Linked DNA regions of Homo sapiens: all the other regions are linked to region 1. Evidence: chromatin loops called from intact Hi-C (ENCODE). Cell type or tissue: PC-9. All regions are shown on one strand. Links, peaks and the distances in the headings refer to the core of each region. The heading gives the core; the rest is flanking DNA. Region 1 overlaps FAM107B (family with sequence similarity 107 member B). Region 2 overlaps CDNF (cerebral dopamine neurotrophic factor). Region 3 has its middle 7.7 kb from the start of FAM107B.

What was found. Hi-C counts contacts between places; a loop is a spot of excess contacts. Peaks named below come from ENCODE experiments on the same cell type or tissue, not always from the same donor. Only the 100,000 strongest peaks of a DNase experiment are listed, where the experiment ranks them.
Region 2: a loop joins it to region 1, with 7 times the contacts of the local background. A loop is called at or near these places in 2 of 110 quality-filtered maps.
Region 3: it touches region 1 in a loop (6-fold over the local background); 2 of 110 quality-filtered maps call a loop at or near these places.

The regions. Positions count from the first base shown.
Region 1 is chr10:14,709,956-14,718,224 of GRCh38, reverse strand. All of the region lies in intron 1 of FAM107B (family with sequence similarity 107 member B), which reads left to right. Among named protein-coding and RNA genes, the nearest start is that of FAM107B, 61 kb to the left of the region's middle. In PC-9, for the core only: no CTCF peak of the experiment used is centred there; a DNase peak (open chromatin) is centred at 4,964; H3K27ac peaks cover 1,885 bases.
Region 2 is chr10:14,819,370-14,827,638 of GRCh38, reverse strand. It overlaps CDNF (cerebral dopamine neurotrophic factor), which reads left to right. Exons shown (of 4, transcript NM_001029954.3): 3 at 2,019-2,160; 4 at 7,481-8,269. The coding sequence ends at 7,659. Among named protein-coding and RNA genes, the nearest start is that of CDNF, 15 kb to the left of the region's middle. In PC-9, for the core only: CTCF peaks have their summits at 4,111 and 4,314; no DNase peak of the experiment used is centred there.
Region 3 is chr10:14,778,444-14,786,712 of GRCh38, reverse strand. No RefSeq gene overlaps it. Among named protein-coding and RNA genes, the nearest start is that of FAM107B, 7.7 kb to the right of the region's middle. In PC-9, for the core only: no CTCF peak of the experiment used is centred there; DNase peaks (open chromatin) are centred at 2,872 and 3,912; H3K27ac peaks cover 2,670 bases.

The DNA of each region.
Region 1 (8,269 bases), core at 1,856-6,855:
CTCCTGAGTAGCTGGGACTACAGGTGCGTGCCACCACATTCAGCTAATTTTTGTATTTTTAGTAGAGACAGGGTTTCACCATGTTGGCCAGGCTGGTCTCGAACTCCTGACCTCAAGTGATCTGCCCGCCTTGGCCTCCCAAAGTGTTAGGATTACAGGCGTGAGCCACCATGCCTGGTGAGATTCAATATATTTCTTCTCCTGGACCCCCAGGAACCAAGAACCAAAACATGATCTTTTGTTAGCTAAAAACTTTCCTCCAAATTCATAAAACCCCTATTCCAGAAGCTTTCTCTGGGCTGTAAGCAGAATCTCCATCATCATTAAAAAATGGTACAGTGGTGCATTCCAGTTGTTCAGCTGTCTGTTTCTGAGATAGTTGAGAGGGTGTGGTGGTTAATATTAGGTGTCGACTTGATTGGATTCAGGAATGCCTAGATGGCTGGCGAAGCATTGCTCTTGGGTGTCTGGGAGGGGGTTGCCAGAGGAGACTGACATTTGAGTCTGTCGACTGGGAGAAGCAGACCCACCCTTGATATCTGTGGACACCATCCAACTGGCTGGCAGTGTGGCTAGAACAAAGCAGGCGGAAGATTGGGGAGAAGCAGCTTGCTGAGTCTCTCGCACTCTCTCTCTTTTCCTGGGCCCAGATGTTTGCTTCCCCTCCTCTTGCCCTTGGACATCAGACTCCAGGTTCTTCAGCCTTTGGACTCTGGGTCTTGCTCCAGTGGCCTCCCAGGGGCTCTCAGACTTAGGGCTGCACTGTCCGCTTCCCTGGTGTTGAGGTTCTTGGACCTGGACTGAGCCATGCTACTGGCTTCTCTCTTTCCCCAGCTTGCTGATGCCTACTGGGAGACCTCACCTTGCAATCCTGTGAGCCAGTTCTCCCTAGTACACTCCCTTTTACACACACACCGATCTGATTGGTTCTGTCCCTCTAGAGAGCCCTGACTGATACAGAGGGGCTTTGGCTGGGCTTTCTGAGCTTTTGTTTGGGCCTAAGCCAGGACTTCAGAACAAACCACGTGCTCACTACCTTACCCAAAGGCATCTCAATATTAATAAGAATAACTCTGCTTTGTCGGGTGGTTGCCATGTACAAGTCACTTTAATTTTTAATTTTTAATTTTTATTTTTGAGACAGAGTCTCACTGTCCCCCAGGCTGGAGTGCAGTGGCGCTATCTCGGCTCCCTGCAACCTCTGCCTCACGGATTCCAGGGATTCTCTTGCCTCAGCCTCCCGAGTAGCTGGGATTACAGGTGCTCGCCACCACATGCAGATTATTTTTGTATTTTTAGTAGAGACGGGGTTTCACCATGTTGGCCAGGTTGGTCTCAAACTCCTGACCTCAGGTGATCAACCTGTCTCGTCCTCCCAAAGTTCTGGGATTACAGGCATAAGCCACTGTGCCTGGCGCAAGTCATTTAAAATAGTTGACTCTCAACAAGTCTCTGCACAGTGGCAATATCATCCACATTTTACAGATGTGGAAACCGAGAGATTAAATGATGTGCTTGAGGAGGAGCCAAGATTCAAACCTGTGATCGCTTGACATCATATCAAGTACTCTCCCCAGCCTACCCTATCACTCCTTGGCACCATGGTGGCCATTTCCTTACTGTTACTTTTGTCCAGCTCACTGTCTATGAGGCAGATATAGGAACTCACTTCTCACAAGTAGCCTGTGATGGAAGTATCAGTGTGTTACTTCTGAAAAGCATGATGACCTTCTCCTTGCACCCTCTCTTGGGTTACTTGCTCTGGGGGAAGCCAGCTGCCATGTCATGAGGACACTCAAGCAGCCCTGTGGAGAGGCCCACATGGCAAGGCACTGGGCCTCCTGCCAACAGCCGGTGAGCAGCTGCCCTGTGAGGGAGTCATCTTAGAAATGGATCCCGCAACCCAGTGGAGCCTTCAGATGACCATGGTCCTGGCCAACATCTTGGCCACAACCTCAGGATAGGCCCGAAGCTAGAACCACCCAACTAAGGGCTGAGTGACCTAATGAAGGTTTATGGTTGTTTTAAGCCAATATATTAGGACTCTCCAGATAAGTAGATATATTTCACAAAAGCCAGGTAGATTATAAATGAGATTCTCTTCTTCTATGGAAGGGTGGATGGAAAACCAATAGGGCTTCTATATACCCTGGATGCCAGTCTCATCAGGAATATCTGTAGAAGTATATATTCTATATATCTATTTCTCTGGAGACTCCTATGTCTATATAAATGTAGATTTATAAGGAGGGATTTATTATGGAAATTGGCTCACGTGATTGTGGAGGCCAAGAAATACCACAATCTGTACCTGCAGGCTGGAGAACCAGGGAAGATGGTGTAATTTGGTCAGAGTACAAAGGCCTGAGAATCATGGAAGCCAATGGTGTGACCCCCATTCCAAGGCCAAGGGCTTGAGAACCACCAGGAGGTTGGGAGGCACTTGTGTCAATCCTGGAGTACAAAGGCTGGGGAACAAGGAGTGCTGATGTCCAAGGGCAGGAGAAGATGGATGTCCTAGCTCAAGAAGAGCGAGTCAATTCCCCCTTCCTCCACCTTTCTGTTCTATTCACGCCCTCAATAGATTGAATGGTGCCCACCTATGCTGGGGAGGACAGGTCTTCTTTAGTTAGTCTCCTAATTAACATGCTAATCTCTTCACAGACATGGCCAGAAATCATGTTTCACCAACTATCTGGGCATCTCTTAGCCTAGTCAACTTGACACAAGAAATTAACCATCACAGCCACTGCGTTTTGGGGTGATCTATTATATAATGATAGATAACTAATACAAACTCTTAAGTTGATCTAATTTTCTTATATTTTTCTATCTTACTAATCTTTCTGTGTATTTTTGTTTTCTATCCTGTAAGATTCCTTTGATTCTATATCTTCAGCCTCTTAATTTCAGTGATCGTATTTTTAATTTCCAAAGAAAGTTTCTTTCTTGAGCTCTGATTTCTTTTTTTCACATCATCTGTCCTTGTTTGAGGAATCTTCTCCTTCCTCTCAGAAGATGCCAATGAGTTTTTGATATTTCCCCCACTCTTTGTATTCTCTGATTTTTTGAGTTACTTGTTTCCTTTTCTGTCTTGTGTTGGAAGCTATCTTTGAGTATCGGCTGATCACTACTTGTCCATTTATATTTGGAAGAAAGGGGGTTGGAGACTTTGTGTGGCCTGGACTTTGCCCATTAGTGACTTCACTACAGGACCATGGGCGGACCACCTGCTTCTTATGTCAACATCCAAATATTAATATTTGGTGGTCTCTTGCTGGTCTGTGAAGAAGAGTCCTCTAGTCTCCTGCCTTGAGGATAAACCTGGCTATATATATGTAAATGTAGTGGGTATAAAAATTTAATGCCACACTACTCAGATGAACCAAAAAATATAATTTGTCTTCCATCATTGATCTAATCTGTCTTCTCTGGCCTCTGTCGCTATTTTGAGAAGAAAATAAATATTCTTTCAGTTTTTTCCAAGTGAAGTCATCCCTTTTAGGGCAGTTTCTTTGGAAGAGTGCTCAGTTTTTCAGGTTTCCTCTCCCTCCCTCAGCTCCTCCCTAAGATTGAGTCTGGATGTATAAGGGAGCGGTGGTGTTGATTAAAGTCTTCGGGTAGGTGTGCTGCCATCTGTACCCTCGTTGCCTGCTAATGAAGGGTGCAGGTCTGGATTTGTCCTGGGCCTGCTGTCTACTGAGGTGTGGCAGCATCTTAGGGCCTTTTGAGCCTGTCAGTGACTCCTGCTGCCGGCTCTCCTGGTTCCAGCCATTTGCATCTTATTTTCAAGTTCCGGTGCACCATCATCCCTGCGTCCTGAGCCAAGGCCTCTGCCAGTCCACCAAACCTCTGTGCCCATGCAGAGGCACAGGGGGACTTGTAAAGTCCCTGAGCTAACAGAGGCTGTAGGGGTCCAGGGACATGGCCTTGGGGGCCTCCACCCAGCCCCCTCCTACCAGCAATGCTACTCCAACCCTAGGTTGGATGAGGCTGTATAAGAACCTTCTCCTAGATTTTGTTGTTGTTGTTTTTAACTTTTATTTTAGGCTCAGGGGTAAATACACAGGTTTGTTATATAGGTGAATTGTGTGTCACAGGGCTTTGGTATACAGATTATTATGTCATCTAGGGAATAAGTCTAGTACCCGATAGGCAGTTTTTTTTATCCTCACCTTCCTCCCACCCTCCACTCTCAAGTAGGCCCTGGTATCTCTTTTTCCCTTCTCTGTGTCCATATGTACTCAGTGTTTAGCTCTGACTTGTAAGTAAGAACATGCAGTATTTGGTTTTCTATTTCTGTGTTAATTCACCTGGAATAATGACCTCCAACTCCATCCATGTTGCTGCAAAGAACATGATCTTATTCTTTATTATGGCTGCATAATATCCATGGTGTATATGTACCACATTTTCCTAATCCAGCCTACTCTTGATGGGCATTTAGGCTTATTTCATGTCTTTGCTATTGTGAATAGCGCTGCAATGAACATACATGTACATATGTCTGTTTTTTTCAAGGTTGACATGTGGCTTTGTTTCAAATGACATCAAATTATGATTTTCTTCTCCTGGATGTTTGCAGGAGCTGACAAGCTAGGAAACCATGAACCCTGATGTTTTCCTTCCTCTCAATTCACTTAACACTGTCTGTTCCAGAATTTTGGTGCACAATAGGGAAAAGAGAACTCCAGTGTCTATTTCTCCCTCAGCTCAGTTTTCCGCTGTTTCCCCCTCTTCCAGAAATGGCAAGAGATTCGTGCCAGTTCTTCCTGCTCAAAGACTGTCCCTGGGTCACAGATTGCTCCATGTCTTGATGACATTCCCTCTCCTTGAATCTTGGGCTATAATGGTGAATGGTTACAGGGAACTTTGTGTCTGAGGTGTAGTCACTTGTCAAATATTTTCAGAATGTTTTCTATGTAACATTATCCATGCTGTGATATGAACGTTCTCGATAAAGCTTTACTGGCATTTATGGAATTGCTGGGTCAAGGGTGACGAACAGTATGGAGGCTTTTGATGCATATTGTCCATTGTTGAGGGAGGTAACATAATAACCCATTATCCTCCATTACAGCAATGTGGTTTACTTAATCTGATTAGCCAGAGAGAGGGAGGATTTGAGTGTGATTCTAAACCTGTACAGTACAGCAAATCGTATCAGCGAGTTCAGTCCTGGGAAAGGGGAGGGGAGGAGCAGGGTCACCCTGAAGGCTCAGTAACCAAGGACTGGGCTGCAGCAGAAGCTTGCAGTGTAGGAAGAGGGTCCAGGAAGGAACCAAAAAGCCCTAAAGTGAAAAGTGGGCACACTTTTAGTCTCAGTCACCATCAAGGAAATTGCTAGAAACTAGAGCCCAAGGCAAATATGAATTTTGGACTCGTGTTCTAAAACAAGGCCCTTCCTGGGTAGTTCCAAGAAAAGGAAATTTAAGAAACAAAGAAATGAAAAACAACAACACTTCTCATCTGAACCTCTGACCATGTTATGTTGTTTTTTAAAACCTCTTCCCAGCAATGGTTTGTAACTCATTAAGGCTTAGAATTACTGCATCAAAGCTCTTGGCTTCTATTCATTTATCCCAACTTCTTCTTCTTTTTTTTTTGTTTTTTGGTGGGAGTCAGGGCAGGGGACTGGAATCACATTCTATCCCCCAGGCTGGAGTGCAGTGACGCGATCTGGGCTCACTGCAACCTCTGCCTCCCGGGTTCAAACGATTCTCCTGCCTCAGCCTCCCTAGTAGCGGGGGTTACAAGCGCCCATCACCACAGCTGGCTAATTTTTTTTGTATTTTTAGTAGAGACAGGGTTTCACCATGTTGGCCAGGCTGGTCTTGAACTGCCAACCTCAAATGATCCACCCGCCTCAGCCTCCCAAAGTGTTGGGATTACAGGCTTGAGCCACGCACCCGGCCCCAACTTCTTTTTAAACATTTTTTTTTAATTTTTTAATTTTTGTGAGTATAAAGTAGATGTATATATTTATGAGATACATAAGATATTTTAGTACAGGCACGCAATGGGTAATAATCACATCATGGAAAATTGAATATCCTAAGTTCTGTACCTTCGAAAACTATCAATAAATCTGTGTATTTTTAACTGATGCTGACTGCTTAGGGTTGAAAGTCCTGTCTTCTTCACTTTGTAACCTTGGGAGATTTCTTGCTCTTTGGCAAGAACCTGTAGGTTTAAGCCTTAGACTACTACAGGGAAACCCACATGTAGCACTGCACACTCATTAAAGTCTTGCGTCACTTAACAACAGGGATACATCTTGAGGCCGGGCGCGGTGGCGCACACCTGTAATCCCAGCACTTTGGGAGGCCAAGGTGGGCGGATTACTTGAGGTCAGGAGTTTGAGACCAGCCTGGCCAACATGGTGAAACCCTGTCTCTACTAAAAATACAAACATTAGCTGGGTGTAGTGGCAGGTGCCTGTGATACCAGCTACTCATGAGGCTGAGGCAGGAGAATCACTTGAACCTGGGAGGCGGAGGTTGCAGTGAGCTGAGATCACACCACTGCACCCCAGCCTGCGCGACAGAACGAGACTCTGTCTCAAAAGATAAAAACTAAAAAAAGCAGGGATACATTTTTGGAAATGCCTCATTAGGCAATTTCATCATTACGTGAACATCATAGGACTGTGCTTACACACACCTAGATGGTCTAGGCTACTACACAGCTAGGCTAGGCGGTATAGCCTACTGCTCCTAGGCTACCTGTGTAGCATGTGACTGTACTGGATACTGTAGGCAATTGTAACACGATGGTAAGTATTTGTGTATCTAAACGTAAGAAAAGGTACAGTAAAAATACAGTATGAAATAAAAAATGATACACCTGTCCAGGCACTCACCATGAATGGAGCTTGCAGGACTGGAAGTTGCCCTGGGTGAGTCAATCAGTGAGTGGTGAGTGAATCTAAAGGCCTAGGACATTACTGCATACTACTGTAGCCTTTATAAATGCTGTACACTTAGACTACACTGTTTATTAAAAAAATTTTATGGCCGGGCACAGTGGCTCACGCCTGTAATCCCAGCACTTTGGGAGGCCAAGGTGGGTGGATCACAAGGTCAGGAGTTTGAGGCCAGCCTGGCTGATATGGTGAAACCCCATCTCTACTAAAAAAATACAAAAGGTAACCAGACGTGGTGGTAGGCCTGTAGTCCCAGCTACTTGGGAGGCTGAGGCAGGAGAATCACTTGAACCTTTGAGGCAGAGGTTGCAGTGAGCTGAGATCTCGCCACTGCACTCTAGTCTGGGTGACAGAGCAATACTCCATCTCAAAAAAAAAATTATTTCTTTAATAATAAATTAATCTTAGCTTACCATAAATTTTTACCTTATAAACCTTTTACTTTTTCAACTTCTTTACTGTTTTATAACAACACTTAGCTTAAAATACAAACACATTGTTCAGCTCTATAAAAATATTTTTTCTTTCTTTATATCCATACTCTATAATCTTGTTTCTTTTTAAAAAAATTTATTTTTTACTTTTTGAACTTTTTTTGTTAAGAGTGAAGAAACAAGCACACACATTATGAGCCCAGGCCAACACAGGGTTAGGATCATCAGGATGTCACCAGGCAATAGGAATTTTTCAGTTTGATTATACTCTTATGGGACCACTGTTGTGAATGGCATCCATTATTGACCAAAATGTCATTATGCAATAAATAACTGTAAATCAGAATCTCTGGGGTAGGGCCTAAGCATTGGTATTTTTAAACATTTTGTGTGTGTGTGTGTGTGTGTGTGTGTGTGTGTGTGTGTGTGTGTGTATTTTTAGAGACAGGCAAAAAAATATGTATATATGTTTTTTATCCCATGCTGGAGTATAGTGGTGCAATCGTAGCTCACAGTAGCCTCAACCTCCTGGGCTCAAGCAATCCTCCTGCCTCAGCTTGGCTGTTTTTCTTTTCATTTTTTGTAGAGATGGAGTCTGACTATGTTACATTTTTTAATGAATAGACTTTATTATTTTTTAGTAGTTTTAGGTTTACAAGAAAATCTAGCAGAAAGTAGAGAGTTCCTACCTACCTGTTCTCCTAGTTTCCCCTGTTATTAACGTCTGATATTAGTGTGATACATTTGAAGTAATTACTGAGTCAGTACAGATACATTATTAGAAACTAAGGTTTATTGTTTACATTGGGGTCACTCTTGGTACTGTACATTCAGTGGGTTTGGACAAATGTCTAACTATATGTATCTACCATTATAGTATCATACAGAATACTTTCACTGTCCTGAAAAT
Region 2 (8,269 bases), core at 1,398-6,397, 110 kb before region 1:
TTACAAGAATGAGCTACCATGCCCAGCCCAATTCTACGTTTTCTTAAATGAAATTATGAAACTGAATTCCCAATAAGAATTTAGCATCCTAAGAGTGGGTGGGCTTTCCATTTCTTACCAAGACAATTAATCAAACTTATCAAAATATTTTACATTATTATTTATACATAATTAATAAAGTATTTATATTTTCTTCTAATCACATTAATATGGTGTTTCCTGGGCATACACATATGGCTTGTTTCAATATACTGTTTTATATCACTTAAGACAATTTGGGGCCAATTCCTTTTTCCCTAAAATTGTCAGATTGTCAGTTACATCTGCATGTTGGCTGTTCACCATGGCCATGTTGTAAAGCTCATGCCATTTATCCGTATCATTAAGGTCTATCTATCTATATTTTTTTGAGACAGGGTCTCCCTCTGTCACCCAGGCTGGCGTCCCAGTGATCTTTCCTCACTGGAACCTCAACCTCCCAGGTTCAAGTGATCCTTCCACCTCAGCTTCCCAAGTATCTGGGACTAAGGCACATGCCACCATGCCCAGATAATTTTTGGATTTTTTTTTTTTTTTTTTTTTTTTTGTAGAGACGGGGTTTGGCCTTGTAGCCCAGGCTGATCTCGAACTCCTGAGCTCAAGTGATTCACCCGCCTTGGCCTCCCAAAGTGCTGGGATTACAGGTGTGAGCCACTGTGCCCAGCCAACGTTTATATTTTTAAATGTAAAATTTTGAAGTCAGGGAGCTTGAATGTCAGAATTGCCTGATGGGAAAAGACATGGGCTCTAGAGCCAAAGTGCTGGGTTTTATAATTCTGTCTCTTCTATTGCTAGATCTGGGGACCTTCAGTTGGCTTGGGTATAAAATACAGATACTAATAGTACTTATTTCACAGGATTGTTGTGAGACATAAATAAGTTAATACCTTTAAAGCACTGAGAGCAGCACCTGGCACAGAGAAAACACTTAGTGTCAGCTCTTCTCATTAGTCTTTTAACACCATGTGAATTGTAGGGCACATCTAATTAGGATGATCACGAGAATGGAGTCACTTGTTTCCTGGTGGCTTAGTCAGCAGGTTAACCTCTCTTCTTCTTTCTTCTTCTTCTGCTTCTGCTGCTTCTGCTGCTTCTTTTTCTTCTTCTTCTTCTTCTTTTTCTTCTTCTTCTGCTTCTTTCTTCTTCTGCTTCTTCTGCTTCTTTCTTCTGCTGCTTCTGCTGCTTCTGCTGCTGCTGCTGCTTCTTCTGCTTCTTCTTCTGCTGCTGCTCTTCTTCTGCTTCTGCTGCTTCTGCTTCTGCTGCTTCTGATTCCTCCACTTCTGCTGCTTCTTCTGCTGCTGCTTCTGCTGCTTCTACTGCTTCTTCTGCTGCTTCTTCTACTGCTTCTTATGCTTCTTCTGCTGCTGCTTCTGCTTCTGCTTCTTCTTCTTCTTCTTCTTCTTCTGCTGCTTCTGCTTCTGCTGCTGCTTCTGCTTCTTCTTCTTCTTCTCCTTCTCCTTCTCCTTCTCCTGCTTCTGCTGCTGCTGCTGCTGCTGCTGCTGCTTCTTCTTCTTCTTCTTCTTCTTCTTCTTCTTCTTCTTCTTCTTCTTCTTCTTCTTCTTCTTCTTCTCCTTCTTCTTCTTCTGCTTCTGCTTCTTCTGCTGCTTCTTCTTCTCCTTCTTCTTCTTTTCTTCTTCTTCTTTTTTTTTGAGATGGAGTCTCACTCTGTCACCCAGGCTGGAGTGCCCTGGCATGATCTTGGCTCACTGCAACCTCCACCTCCTTGGTTCAAGCAAGCACACCTGGCTAATTTTTGTAGTTTTAGTAGAGATGGGGTTTCACCATGTTGACCAGGCTGGTCTAGAACTCCTGACCTCAAATGATCTGCCCTCCTCAACCTCCCAAAGTGCTGGGATTACAGGCGTGAGCCACCATGTCCAGCCTACCTCTTTCTTCTTGATACTGTATTCCTTCATTACTGGAATGATACTGAATGTCTTCATTGTCTGGAACACTCAATTCTCTTCATTTTCCTTCAGTGCTATTATCTAGGAGCCACAAAAGACGCAGCCACAAAGATCCTAAGTGAAGTCACTCGCCCAATGAGTGTGCATATGCCTGCAATGAAGATTTGTGAGAAGCTGAAGAAGTTGGATAGCCAGATCTGTGAGCTGAAATATGGTATAACACAGCCCCGTGTTTTTCCCAGTAGGTCCAATGGATTCCCAAACCTCTAAAGTTGGGGCCATGTCTTCTAAAAATTCAGTGTTAAAAGGAAAGAAATTCACCACTCATCAATAAGTTGCTTGGCTGATGAATGGTACCTATGGGCATTTGAGTTTCGTTGAGGGAAGACAAATAAATAGTACAGGCATAATCAGCATTAGGTTAAAATTGCCAATGAGGCCTGGCGCGGTGGCTCAGGCCTTTCATCCCAGCACTTTGGGAGGCCGAGACGGGCGGATCGCAAGGTCAGGAGTTCAAGTACCAGCCTGGCCAATATGGTAAACCCTGTCTCTACTAAAAAAATACAAAAAAATTAGCCGGGTGTGGTGGCGGGCAGCTATAGTCCCACCTACTCGGGAGGCTGAGGCAGGAGAATCGCTTGAACCCGGGAGGCAGAGGTTGCAATGAGCCCAGATCCCGCCACTGCACTCCAGCCTGGGTGATAGAGCAAGACTCTGTCTTAAAAAAAAAAAATTGCCACTGAAATCACAGAGTTTAGACTCCTAACACACCAAGGCAAAGCCAGATACGTATGTCAAGGAAAATCTCAACATATAGAGAGAGCAGCTACTCCTGGTGATTTGGATCTTGGTAATCTATTAAAACAAAACTAGTACCTATTCAAAGATGATACAAGGACTTTGAAGATGTAAAGATGACTATGACTTCCTTCCTAGGCAGAGCTACCATTCTGCCAGCTTTAAATTTTGGGAAATTGGTTATTCACATCAAGTCAGGTTTTTCCTGGTAAAATAGCTTATCAGAGGGTGCCCAAAACAAACAGCAAGAAAAGGAAGGAGATGTCCTTTTTTTTTTTTTTTTTTTTTTGAGGGGAAGTCTCGCTCTATCACCCAGGCTGGAGTGCAGTGGTGCGATCTTGGCTCACTGCAATCTCTGCCTCGTGGGTTCAAGCGATTCTCCTGCCGGAGCCTCCCGAGTAGCTGGGATTACAGGCATGCACCACCACGCCTGGCTAATTTTTGTATTTTTATTAGAGACGAGGTTTCACCATGTTGGCCAGGCTGGTCTTGAACTCCTGACCTCAGGTGATCCACCTGCCTTGTCCTCTCAAAGTGCTAGGATGACAGGCGTAAGCCACCATGCCCGGCCAGGAGATGTCCTATTTTAAAATGTTATCCTTGGCCCCATACATTTCACATGGATAGATCTTTTATCATGATTTGTATCTGGGCTAGACATTTGGGTAGATTGAGTGGGTATCATAAAAGGATGTGGAATTCCTTCCTCAGCCTATCCTTGACACCTGAAATCCCACTCATTCCTTTTGCTTAAGTCATTGTTTTGCATGCATTACATACCCAGTGTAGTACTGTCAACTACCTAAGTAATTAGCATCCACCTCTAAGTTATTTTAGTCTTATTTTCCAACACAGCCGTGTAATAGTCCTATGCACCATAGCCACATAGCTAGCTTTAAGTAGGTTTAAGGTTGAAAGTTACCACAGACAACCTATTTCTTAACTTGCAAAGCACAAGCCCTAACTTCCAGGGTAGTTATTAGAGTAGGCATCCCTTTTTTATTGGCTTCCAAGCCATGAAATAGGGGCAGAAATCACTGAGTCCATATAAACAATATTCACAAACTTGGCCGGGCGCGGCAGCTCACACTTGTAACCTCAGCACTTTGGGAGGCCAAGAAAGGAGGATCATTTGAGCCCAGGAGTTCAAGACCAACCTGGGCAACATGGTGAAACCCTGTCTCTACAAAAATACAAAAATTAGCCAGGTGTGGTGTTGAGCGCCTATAGTCCTAACTACTCAGGAGACTGAGGTGGGAGGATCACCTGAGCCTGGGAGGTCAAGGCTCTGGTGAGCTGTGATTTTTTTCACTGTACTCCAGCCTGAGTGGCAGAGTGAAACCCCATCTGAAAAATAAATAGATAAAATAAAAATAAATAAAAGCCAATATCACAAACCTCTTTTGATTTTTTAAATTCAACAAATTTGTTGTGAATACCTTCTCCTATATCCTAGGGATCTTACAGGGCTCCTTAAACAATAGAAAAATCAGATATTATTGAGACGAAATGACTACCTAATGTTTTGGCGATGCTGGCCACTAGAGGCCCTTGGGGAGCTATGAACTAGTTTTAATCTTTGTGTGGACCTTTACTTTGGAGTTTTGGGGCATCACAGAGGTTTTCCTCTTTTTAAAATTAATGCCAGATACCAAGTTCTCTAGAAAAACTCAAAGAAACTACTGACATTTACAAAAAAATGTATTTTTCTCCTTCAGCCTCTTATCTTGAATAGACTAATAGTTCTTAATTATCCTCCCCAGCTATTGTTAGCAGGAAAGATAAGATTAAACAGGGACCTTTGTGCTGTGGGAGATTAATAATTTGGGCTATGCAAGTTTCTACTTTAAAAAGTATTCTGTCAGATCAGCCATGAAATTAACAAGCAAGATAAGTGTGGAGTTGGAGTATGTTTTCAATTAGGAAGGTGCCATTTGGTTTTTGACCTGAAAGAATGTTTTCATTTGCTTGCTTTGTGTTTAAAAAGGATAGGGAATCACTATAAAAATTTAAGGGTTTTCTGGAGCACAGTGTATAGCTGACCCTCTAAATACAAAAGTCTTTTAACATCCAGCTTTTAAATTAGAACAGAGTTACCGGAAGGTTTTGACAAATAATTTGACAAATATTAGGTTTTTAATGTTTTTAAATGTTGTGTTCTACTACTCAGAGGTAAAAAAGAGAAAGAACTTTCAAGAGAAGTCAAGCTGTAAAAATTCTAGGCTGCCACTAGTTGTTTAATAAATAAACTTAAATGTTGTATTCATTATCAAAGTGAACACCGGACAAGCGGGGAGGGGCAAAAGACACTTTTTTTTTTTTTGACAGTCTCACTCTGTTGCCCATGCTGGAGTGCAGTGGCATGATCTCTGCTTACTGCAACCTCAGCCTCCTGGGTTCAAGAGATTCTCCTGCCTCAGCCTCCTGAGATGCTGGGATTACAGGTGTGTGCCCCCATGCCCCTCTAGACTTTCTTTTGAAAGAGGAAAAGTACCTCTTTCTGATAGGAAAATTATAATTATTGGTATATTACAGATGAGCTTATTATTTTTTGTATTTTGGGCTTTTTTTCAATCTTTTCAGCAATTGAGAAGTAGCTGAGTTCTTGATATTTTCTGCACATAATCTATAAACAGCGAAATAGTAGTCTTGCTAGAGGAGGTTAGATGTTGGTGACAAGTATCATTGGCAAGAATTTTAGAAGCCAGGTTGGCTGGCACCAAAGCCCTAGCATTGGAGAAGTGGGAATAACACAAAGGGCTGTACCTGCTGTGATAATTTAGCAACCTAATCCCAGTAGGGGCTGGGCATCAGGTGAGTTTCAAAACAGAGATCCCAAACAATTAAGGTTCAGCGAGAATATTCCTAATTTTATTCACGTGTTTGCATTTCTTTACATTTTTATTTAAAACCCAATAGTGCTTTGTCATGTGTATGTGCTCATTTGCTTTGCCGAAGATACATCTTCCTAGAAAAAGTGAACCATAACTTTTTGCTGGTTAATTACAATCTATGGGTTTCAAGTTGGCCGCAAACCAAGGCCATCCCAAAGGAACCGATTGCCTTTTATATATGAGTTTCCTTCTTGTTACCTTAACAGCAGCAATTTGGATACAGTGCTATTTGTTTTAGGAATACTGATCTTGAGAATGCTCCAAATGGTAGTAAACATTGTGGCACTACATAGGCCCTTAGTTTTGAAGCAAGTATAATCTCTTGGAAAGAAAGTCAAATTAAAAACACAAATTATCCCAATAACTTTGTATACACTGTTGTCCTTCAGTACCTGTGCAGGAGGGGTTCTGGGACCATACTCAGACACTAAAATCCTGATGCTTAAGTGTTTGCATATAACCCATGTGCATCTTCCCTCCTGTATACTCTAAATCATCTCTAGATTACTTATAATACTTAATACAATGAAAATGCTATTTGTATTAGTCTGTTCCCGCATTGCTGTAAAGAACTATTGGCCAGGCGCGGTGGCTCACGCCTGTAATTCCAGCACTTTGGGAGGCCGTGGCAGGCGGATCAGCTGAGGTGAGAAGTTCAAGATCAGCTTTGCCAACATGGCGAAACCCTGTCTCTACTAAAATACAAAAATTAGCCGGGCATGATGGTGGGTGCCTGTAATCCCAGCTACTTGGGAGGCTGAGACAGGAGAATCGCTTGAACCAGGGAGATGGTGGTTGCAGTGAGCAGAGATCATGCCACTGCACTCCAGCCTGGGTGGCTAAGCGAGACTCCGTCTCAAAAAAAAAAAAGAAAAAGAACTATCTAAGACTGGGTAATTTATAAAGAAAAGAGGTTTAATTGGCTCACAGCTCCACAGGCTGTACAGGAAGCATGGCTGGGGAGGCCTCAGGAAACTTAGAATCATGGCAGAAGGCAAAGAGGAAGAGGCATGTCTTACGTGACTGCAGCAAGAGGAAGAGCGCAAAGGGGGAGGTGCTACACTTTGAAACAACCAGATCCCTCATGAACTCACTCACTATCATGAGAAAAGCTAGGGTGAAGTCCACCCCCATGATCCAATCACCTTCCAACAGGCCCCTCCTCCAACAGCGGGGATTACAATTCCTCGTGAGATTTGAGTGGAGACACAAATCCAAACCATATCATTGTAAATAGTTGTTATACTGTATTGTTTGTATTTTTTTTTTGAGACAGAGTCTCAATCTGTTTCCCAGGCTGGAGTGCATGGCGTGATCTCGGCTCACTGCAACCTCCATCTCCCAAGTTCCAGAAATTCTCCCGCCGCAGCCTCCCAAGTAGCTGGGATTACAGGCATGCCACCGCCATGCCCGGCTAATTTTTTGTTTCTTTTTTTAGTAGAGGTGTGGTTTCACCATGTTGGCCAGGCTGGTCTCGAATTCCTGACCTCAGGCAATCCTCCCGCCTCAGCCTCCCAAAGTGCTGAGATTACAGGCATGAGCCACCGTGCCCAGCCCTGTTTGTATTTTTTAATTGTTGTAGTGTTATCTTTAATTTGTTTAGAATATTTTTGATCTGCTGTTGGTTGAATCTGCAGATGCAGAACCCACTGATAGAGAGGGCTGCTGTACCACATTTTCCTTGGGTGTGTCTTGGTTTCCATGGAAACTGGAATTCTTCCCTGCCTTGGATCATAGGGTAGTCAGCACCAAGATAAGCAAACTATATGCCTTTTGAAGTGATTCATAGGGATTTTTTTTCCATTTATTTTGTAATTGGCTTTTTTCCTTTTTGCCATTTAGAAAAAACACTGGACTTGGCATCAGTTGACCTGCGGAAGATGAGAGTGGCAGAGCTGAAGCAGATCCTGCATAGCTGGGGGGAGGAGTGCAGGGCCTGTGCAGAAAAAACTGACTATGTGAATCTCATTCAAGAGCTGGCCCCCAAGTATGCAGCGACACACCCCAAAACAGAGCTCTGATCTCCAATGCCAGCACATTTGTGACTTGTAATTAGAGAGAAAAGTGACTCTCTAGGATATGGACATGTTGATTAAGGATAACTGGGAATGCATCATATTTGGTCTCATGCTTTTTGTGTTGGTATTATTCCTCAGAATTTTGTTACGTGGGTTTATGAGTGAAACTAATACTACTGATAACTTACATTTGCAGTGTACCAAAAGCTAAAAGTTCCTTTCTCATAAGTTTCTTGGAATGACTATGCCAGTTTTCATTGCCTGTCTCCTAAAAGTGACCTACTGACAAATTGATGGAGTAAATTGATTCCAAGAAAGAAGAAGGCATTCAGAGACTCCTCTCTGGATGCAATTTTAAAATATATTGGACTAAAACAAAAGACACAACAGTCAGCTTATCTAATGCACAACTTCAATCCCAAATACAGAATCAAAAGTTTTTTTCAAGTGAATTTTCTGTTTTCACTCTATATTGTAGCTCTCTTTGGTATCAGAAATGGTCAGGCAGGAGTACTCGTTTTTCCCATTGGAAGAAAACCCACTTAAACCTACTTAAAGAAAATAGAGAGATCAAGAAACCGTATAAGTATAGCCAATGTTTGGCAATTATATC
Region 3 (8,269 bases), core at 1,026-6,025, 69 kb before region 1:
TATCCTTAGTCCATGTGGTATTTTAATGGTGATTTTCTAGTTTCCTTATTTCTATCTTTACTTATTTATATTCTTCTGTAATAAAGGGCTGCCTCTTTTTCCCCATGTATTTATTTAAATCAATATGGTCTTGTGAATATTGATTTCATTCTTTGGATTATAATTCTATGTTATTATTATTATTTTTTTGAGACAAGATCTCACTCTGTCACCCAGGCTGAAGTGCCATGGCGTGATCTTGGCCCACTGCAACCTCCGCCTCCTGGGCTCAAGTGATCCTCCTGTCTCAGCCTCCCAAGTAGCTGGGACTGCAGGCACCCACCACCATGCCTGGGTAATTTTTGTATTTTTAGTAGAGATGGGGTTTCACCGTGTTGGCCAGGCTGGTCTCAAACTCCTGGCCTCAAGTGATCCACCCACCTTGGCCTCCCAAAGCGCTGGAATTATAGGCGTGAGCCTCTGTACCTGGCCAATTCTATATTATTATACTTTAAAAAATTTGTTTTGTTGTTTAATTTGTTCCAGCTTTGGTCGCTGGGAATTCTTTCGGGTTGGATTTTGACATGGTTCTATTCCTGTTCTTTTTTTCTCAGCACTTCCTTACTTTCTGGCACCACAGTATGCCTCCAGGCTCATCTTGTGTTTTCTTTGCCTCAACTACTTCTCCAAAGTGCTCTGTTTTCTTTTACTGAAGAATGGTATTTGGAAACCATGGTATTTACCCATGCCTGTAATCCCAGTCTTTGAGAGGCCAAGGCAGGCAGATAACTTGAGCCCAGGAGTTCAAGACCAGCCTGGGCAACATGGTGAAACCCCATCTCTACAAAAAAAAATATACAAAAAATAGCCAGGCACGGTGGCACCTGCCTATAGTCCCAGCTACTTGGGAGGCTGTGGGAGGACCACCTGAGCCTGAGAGGCCAAGGCTGCAGTGAGCTGTCATTATGCCACTGCACTCCAGCCTGGGTGGCCAAGTGAGACCCTATTTCAACAACAAAACAAAACGAAAAAGAAGTACATACCATCTCAAATGTGTCTAGTGCAAGTAACCAAAGACATCATGCTTTAAACTTGGGAAGCAATTTTAATACTCAACAGAATAAGGAACAGTATATAAGACTCCTCTTATATGCTGTCAAAAAGACTAGAAAGGGCAAGAAGACATAATCATCATGAACATATATGCACCTAACAAGATACATAAACATTCCAACCAGAGCAGTGTCTAACTGTTATTTTGGTAAATTTTCAAATGATCCCCCACACCCCCAGACCTCCAGATCACCTGGTGCTTCCGATTTCTAAGGCTCTGGGAAACATTAAGAGTGGGAGAGTGTGTGGGGTTCAGCAATGTGCTTCTCATCTTGTATTCTTTGCAGATGCACAGGTTGCATTCAGCTAAGTCTGTTATTGCTCCCTTTCCAGTTTCCATTTATGTCTATTGTCCTCTATTGTCTCTTCTTCTGCCCTCATTGTCATTATCATTTTAAACCCTTTAAATGATTTCACTGTTATTTTAGTGGAGTTATCTTACTACTCGTGAGTCATTTAGAACTTGGATTAGTGCTTTGACCTGTATCAGGAATCATATTCACTTTTTCTTTAAAATTTAATGGCTCTTTCTTTAACAAATGAGATCATATATAATGCTTTATAATCTACTTTTAAAGATTAATACAGTATGAAGATTTTTCATTTGTGGGCAACTTGCTATAGGACCTGCTCTCTTCATTCCTTCGTCACCACTTGCCCATAGTGTGTCACACAGGAAGGCAAGGATGGTTAGCACACTTGGCCCTGGGAGGATGAAGAATGCAATGGGCTGGAAGTCCTAGGGCAGGTGGGATGTGAATATGGGACAACACATTGCCAAGGGGCAGCTATTGGGAAAGGATACAGGGCATGTGGCTTAAGGCAGATGCTTTTTCACTCTGAAACAACTGGGGCAAAAATTTGTAGACAGCTGGACACTATTTGCAGATAAGACATCGTACTGATTGTGCAATGACATGGCCTAGCCACCTTCCCAAGGATAGAATTCTATCTGGCTTTATTAACTCTCCAGGGATGGCCTCGACTTTGGCTGCCTGTTCTTCCGGCCACCCCAGGAGGCTGAACACCCCCCCGAATGCAGGCTGTGGGCCAAGAAGAATAGTGACAGGAGATGGGGAGTGGGCATATCTGGGGGTCTCTGAATCCACCCAAAGGACAAGGGTCCATTGAAGGAAGCTAAATAGGAACCTGATCAGTATTTCCTCTGAAGTATTAGTAGAAGTGATAATGATGTCTATGGCCGGGCATGGTGGCTCACACCTGTAATCCCAGCACTTTGGGAGGCTGAGGCAGGCAGATCATTTGAGGACAGGAGTTCAAAACCAGCTTGGCCAACATGGTGAAACCCCATCTCTAATAAAAATACAAAAATTAGCTGGGCGTGATGGTGGGCACCTGTAATCCCAGCTACTCAGGAGGCTGAGGCAGGAGAATTGCTTGAGCCTGGAAGGCGGAGGTTGCAGTGAGCCAAAAGTGTGCTACTGTACTCCAGCCTGGGCAAAAAAGCAAGATTCTGCCTCAAAAAAAAAAAAAAAAAAAAAAAAAAAGAAGTGATAATGATGTCAGTAGAGTCCTGAAGCTTGGGGCATTGCTGAGCATCAGACAGGAAAGGTGTATTTTTCTTAGGCTACCTGATTCACCAGCCCTTTACATTTCAGCGGTACTTTTGGGTAGAAAGCAGAAAAGCTTTTGATTTCTTTTTCCTGAAGGAAGATAATTTTGTAATCAGCTGGGAATTCAGTGTGAGGATTAAAAAGAGGAGTAAAGAGAATTCCAGATTGTGAAGGCAGGGCAGTCTTGCTTCCAGGCAAACCCGATGACAGTCAAATCTAGTTTTGCAACACAATTAGGGCATTTTCACTGACCTCAGAAATGTTGGAGAAATTCTTACCAAAGGCTGGGTGTGGTGGCTCATGCCTGTAATCCCAGCACTTTGGGAGGCTGAGGTGGGTAGATCACCTGAGGTCAGGAGTTCGAGACCAGCCTGGTCAACATGGCAAAACCCTGTCTCTACTAAAAATGCAAAAATTAGCCAGGCATGGTGGCGGGTGCCTGTAATTCCACCTACATGGGAGGCTGAGGCAGGGGATCGCTTGAACCCAGGAGGCAGAGGTTGCAGTGAGCCGAGATTGTGCCACTGCACTCCAGCCTGGGTGACAGAGCCAGACTCCATCTCAAAAAAAAAAAAAAAAAAAATCCTTACCAAAAAAATGGAAGTGAATCCCCATTTTAAGTTCACTTTGATTTAAAAATATAGTCATGTGCTGGTTAACGACAGGGATACATTCTGAAAGACGTAAAATTAGGCAATTTCACTGTACAAATATCGCATGGATGGTAGAGTCCACAGCACACCTGGGGTATAGGGTATAGCCCATTGCTCCTAGGCTACAAACCTGGACAGCATGTGACTATACTGAATACTACAGGCAGTTTTAACACAAGTAAGTATTTGTGTATCGAAACCTAAAATACAGTATTATTATCTTATGGGACCACTGCCATGTATGCGGGCCCTTGTTCACTGAAACATTGTTACGCAGTGCATGAGTGTAAATATAGGGGAAGGGAGAGGATGTGAAATCAGACAATGGCACTGATCCTGGCCTTATCTACAACCACTGCTGTGTTTCTGGGTCTTATACCCCAGATCTGTTTCCTGCCCCTTCCTCTGCCCCTCCTGTCTTGGTTAGGTGACCTTCCTTCCTCCACACTGAGAAAGAAATGATGCTTCCTGTTACTTTCAGGGACTGATGTGGGACTCCTGAACTCCGTTGTGCGTGCTGTCCTGCTGGTACCAAGGCTAAGGCCTGGGAGCAAAGGTCGGTCTTCCCTTAGGGCAGAGGATGTTCTCAGCATTAATCATCTTGGGGCAGGAAATGACTAGCAAGGTGGCTCTTAGGAGAGCGAGGGAACCCAGGGCCTTATCGCTTAAGCCTAGATTCTAAGGAATCTAGATGAGCCTTTTTTTTTTTTTTTTTTTGAGACGGAGTCTCACTCTGTCGCCCAGGCTGGAGTCCAATAGCACGATCTCGGCTCACTGCAAGCTCCGCCTCCCAGGTTCAAGTGATTCTCCTGCCTCAGCCTCCCGAGTAGCTGGGACTACAGGCATATGCCACCATGCCCGGCTAATTTTTTTTTTTTTTTTTTTTTTTTTGTATTTTTGGTAGAGACGGGTTTTCACTGTGTTAGCCAGGATGGTCTCTATCTCCTGACCTTGTGATCCGCCCGCCTCGGCCTCCCAAAGTGCTGGGATTACAGGCGTGAGCCACCGCGCCCGGCCTATCTAGATGGGCTTGACAGGGGTAAGACAGTCCATGCTACCCAGATGCTGAACAGGAACTCGGCAGACCGGAAGCCCCGGAAGACCCTGCGACAAATAACCTGGGGGCTTTGGGGCACCGACAATGATGTTACCCAGCAAACAGTCAAAAAGAAAACTTTTTTTTAGAGAGGCATAATTGCCTTTTGTAATCAGCAAAGTCTGGTCATGCACCAAAGATGATTATCCGCTGAATTGTGCAGAAGGGGCAGTTGTGTCCCTTTTCTTGGGCTGGATTTTTAAGGCAGAGGGCAGTGCCTCCCGAGGCCACTGTGGCAGAAGCGATTAGCGGGATCCCCACAGAGAAAGTGAGACTCAGGAAACAAGGGGATGCAAGATCAGCCGGGCTTCCTGACTTGGGTCATTATCTTATTTCCAGGAGCCAGCGGGTTTCCTCACTGCACTCACCACACTCACTCATGTGCTCTACTGCCCTTTGGGCTCCAAGAGAGCAGGATCCTGGCTTATTTCACTCCAAGTAGCACCTGACTCAGAACCTGCTCTGCAGTGAGTTCTCAATCAATGATGTTTGAAGACATGGGCCCCAGTGATAGTGCTTTCTCTATGCGCTCTCTATGGAAAATGACAAATCTTCTTAAGGCATCCTGATGGAGGCACTGAATGGCTGAGATCCGCTCTGCTGGTCTCCCCTTTGGAGAGATCATTGGTGCCACATGCTTGATTTTCATCTGAGACCTCACCTAGAACTGAGCATGTTGGTGCCTTGTCACCTTGGGATGTTTCCATGCTATTTTTTTCTAATAGAAAAGTTAGTATTTGCACATGGTTAACAAAATTCAAACAGTACAACAGGGTATACCATGAAAAGCATCTTCCTCCCAAATCAGACCTTTAGTGTCCCCTCTCCGGAGGCAGAAGACTTCTTGGACATTCCTCTGAAGCTTTTCTACATAAAAGTAAGCACATACATGTATATATTTATATGGGTATATTTTTAGATATCCACATGTGCTTAACTTTTCAATTTGCTTTTGTCATTCAAAGTATTTCCTGGCAATTTTTCATATTGCCCCATGTAAGTTGACTTTATTCCTTTTAAATTAAAAAAATTCTATTAAGTAATACTTCTATATGATTTAAATATAAAACATACGTAAGAGTTTATAATAGAAGGAATCATCTTCTGCCTCATTTCCATTCTTCTTCCTTAAAGGCAACTGCTTATAACTGTTTGTCTTTAGTTTTTTTTTTGATAGATAGCACCGTAATATAAATCATATGTTTATATTTCTGTTTCTTAATTCATTGACTTAAAATATTATTTATTGACATTTTTCTATGATAGATGGATATCTCTCCCACTAACTAATATGCTTATGCCTCTATTTATCTGTCAACTTTAGACATTATCTATTGATTTTCTAATAAGATAGATGAGCGTTTAGCTACTTACTACACCCCATCTCCTCCCAACACTGTTCCATCTTTATTTCCAGTTTTCCCCTTGTCACTTCTGCAACATCAAACACCACACTTAAAACTTGATTGCTTTTTGTATCAACCATAGGAAGCATCGTTTGACTTTGAAATATAAGAATATTAGCAAACTCAACCTTCCCTTTGCTCATATCACCCCCTCCATAACAACCTTCCTATCGTTCAAAATCTTTCAGCTTTCCCTTTATTTTGCCACTGTCAAGTTGATAAAATTTTCATTCTCTTCTGCAACCATGGTGAAGGTTTCCATGATTTGCTGGTACACCTGAGTGATATATTGATTAGGACTCATTTAGTAGAAAGTGACAGAAAACTCAACTTGAAGCCGGTGAAGCAGGAAAATAAATTTATTTGCTTTACAACACAAGCAGCAATATGTAGGGATAGCTTCAGCCTCAGGTAAAGATTCATTCAAAAATGTTATCAGGACCCAGGTTCTCTTTCTCCAGCTCTTACATTCTTCTTTGTGTTGGCTGCAGCCTGGGTGAGTGTCCCCCAAGGAGTCAAGATATTGGCAGCTGCTTTTCCCTTCCCTTTCTCAGGTTTAAGTCCAGTAAATCCAATGGGAAGAAGAGAAAGTTTCTTCCAAGTAGTCCTGTTTGGGGATTTTTTTTTTTAACGGAGTCTCACTCTGTCATCCAGGCTGGAGTGCAATGGCGGGTCTTGGCTCACTGCAACCTCTGCCTCCAGGGTTCAAATGATTCTCCCACCTCAGCCTCTTGAGTAGCTGGGATTACAGGCATGCGCCACCATGCCCAGCTAATTTTTGTATTTTTAGTAGAGATGGGGTTTCACCATGTTGGTCAGACTGGTCTCAAACTCCTGACCTCGTGATCTGCCAGCTTTGGCCTCCCAAACTGCTGGGATTACAGGCGTAAGCCACTGTGTCCAGCCCGTTTGGGGATTTATTCTGATTGGAACCATGTGTTCTCACTCCAGTCCCTGAACAGGGAATAAGGGCAGGCTGATTACCTGACCCTGATCTCAGGTTCCTCCCCTGGAACCAGGCCTAAAGCCTCACCTAAAGCACTGAAGGGGTTTCCAAAGAGGAAATCAGGATGCTGTTACCAAAAGAAAAGGGAGAGAATGCTGGGTACCCTACAATAAGAAATTACCCACCTGAGGCATTAAACTCAAATGTCGTCGGGGTCCTGTTTGCAGAAATTTGGGAACTGACCTAATGAGAGATACAGAGAAGAATGGTTCCTGTGGCCTAAGAGCTGTGCAGTCATTTTTAAAAAATGTCATGAGCCAAACAAAATCTGTCTGGAGGCCAAATTGTTTTTGAGAGCCATCATATGCAACTGTTGGCCTGTATATTCCTTCTGAAAGTTGAGAAAATTGGACGGCATTTATATGATTACGACTATGTAAACAGTTTTTTAGGGCAGAGTGAGTTAATGTTTTAAAATTCTCTAGGATCCGTGTCATGTGACACTCAACAAGAATGTTGCTGGTATCAAGCTGCTAAGATTCTTTCCCTCTTACACTCCCCCAGGATCTTTGCTCAGAATCAATCTGCATTGTGACTTACGGTACACCTGCACCATCCTCTGAGTGACAGACCCTGTTGCCTGTCCAACTGCCATTCCCTCTTTCTTCCTGGCTAGGATCTTTTCTTTTGTTTACCTTGGGTGTTGTCATTTATATTGCAGTTCTGTCATAGGCAGTACTGTTCAAGATGCAGTGGGAATGCAGCCCAGCAGGTCTCAGCCTCATTTTACTCAGCCCCTATTCAAGATGGAGTCACTTTGGTTCGAAAGCGACTGGGTAAAATGAGGCTGACACCTGCTGGGCTGGATTCCCAGGAGGTGAGGCATTCTTAGTCAACAGGATATTTACAGTTAAGGGAACAAGTTAATAAAGTTCACTGAAGAGATTCAGGACTTAACAGACCCGGGAAATAACAGATCCAGGAAATGTCCTGATGTCCCGATATCTTAAGAACAAAAACATTCTTGGTTTAAGAGTAAGTTTTTCTTTAAAAATAATAATACAGATTCTTGCAGAAGACAGTAGTTACACCAAGGTTAACAACTGTTTGTCATAAGCCCCTGTAGCAGAGTACATCTCCCTCATGATTTTGGGCTTATATATAATATGAACAAGCATTGCACCTAAGGTGTTTCCTCCTCTTGCTTTCAGGAGTGCCCTGCTCTGCCTGTGGAGCAGCCGTTCTTTCAGTCCTCGACTTTCTTAATAAACTTGCTTTCACTTTTCTCTGTGGACTTGCCCCGAACTCTTGTGCAAGATCCAAGAACCCTCCCTTGGGGTCTGGATCAGTACCCCACTCCTTTCCGGTAACAGTTCTTCTCATATGTCTTGTGATGCTTTGTGATCTCTTTGCGTTTTTTAAATTTTTTATTTTTAAGACAGAGTCTTAAAATATGATGGTGCACAAGACATTTTTGAAGGCTTGGAGGTCACAGGAAGGGA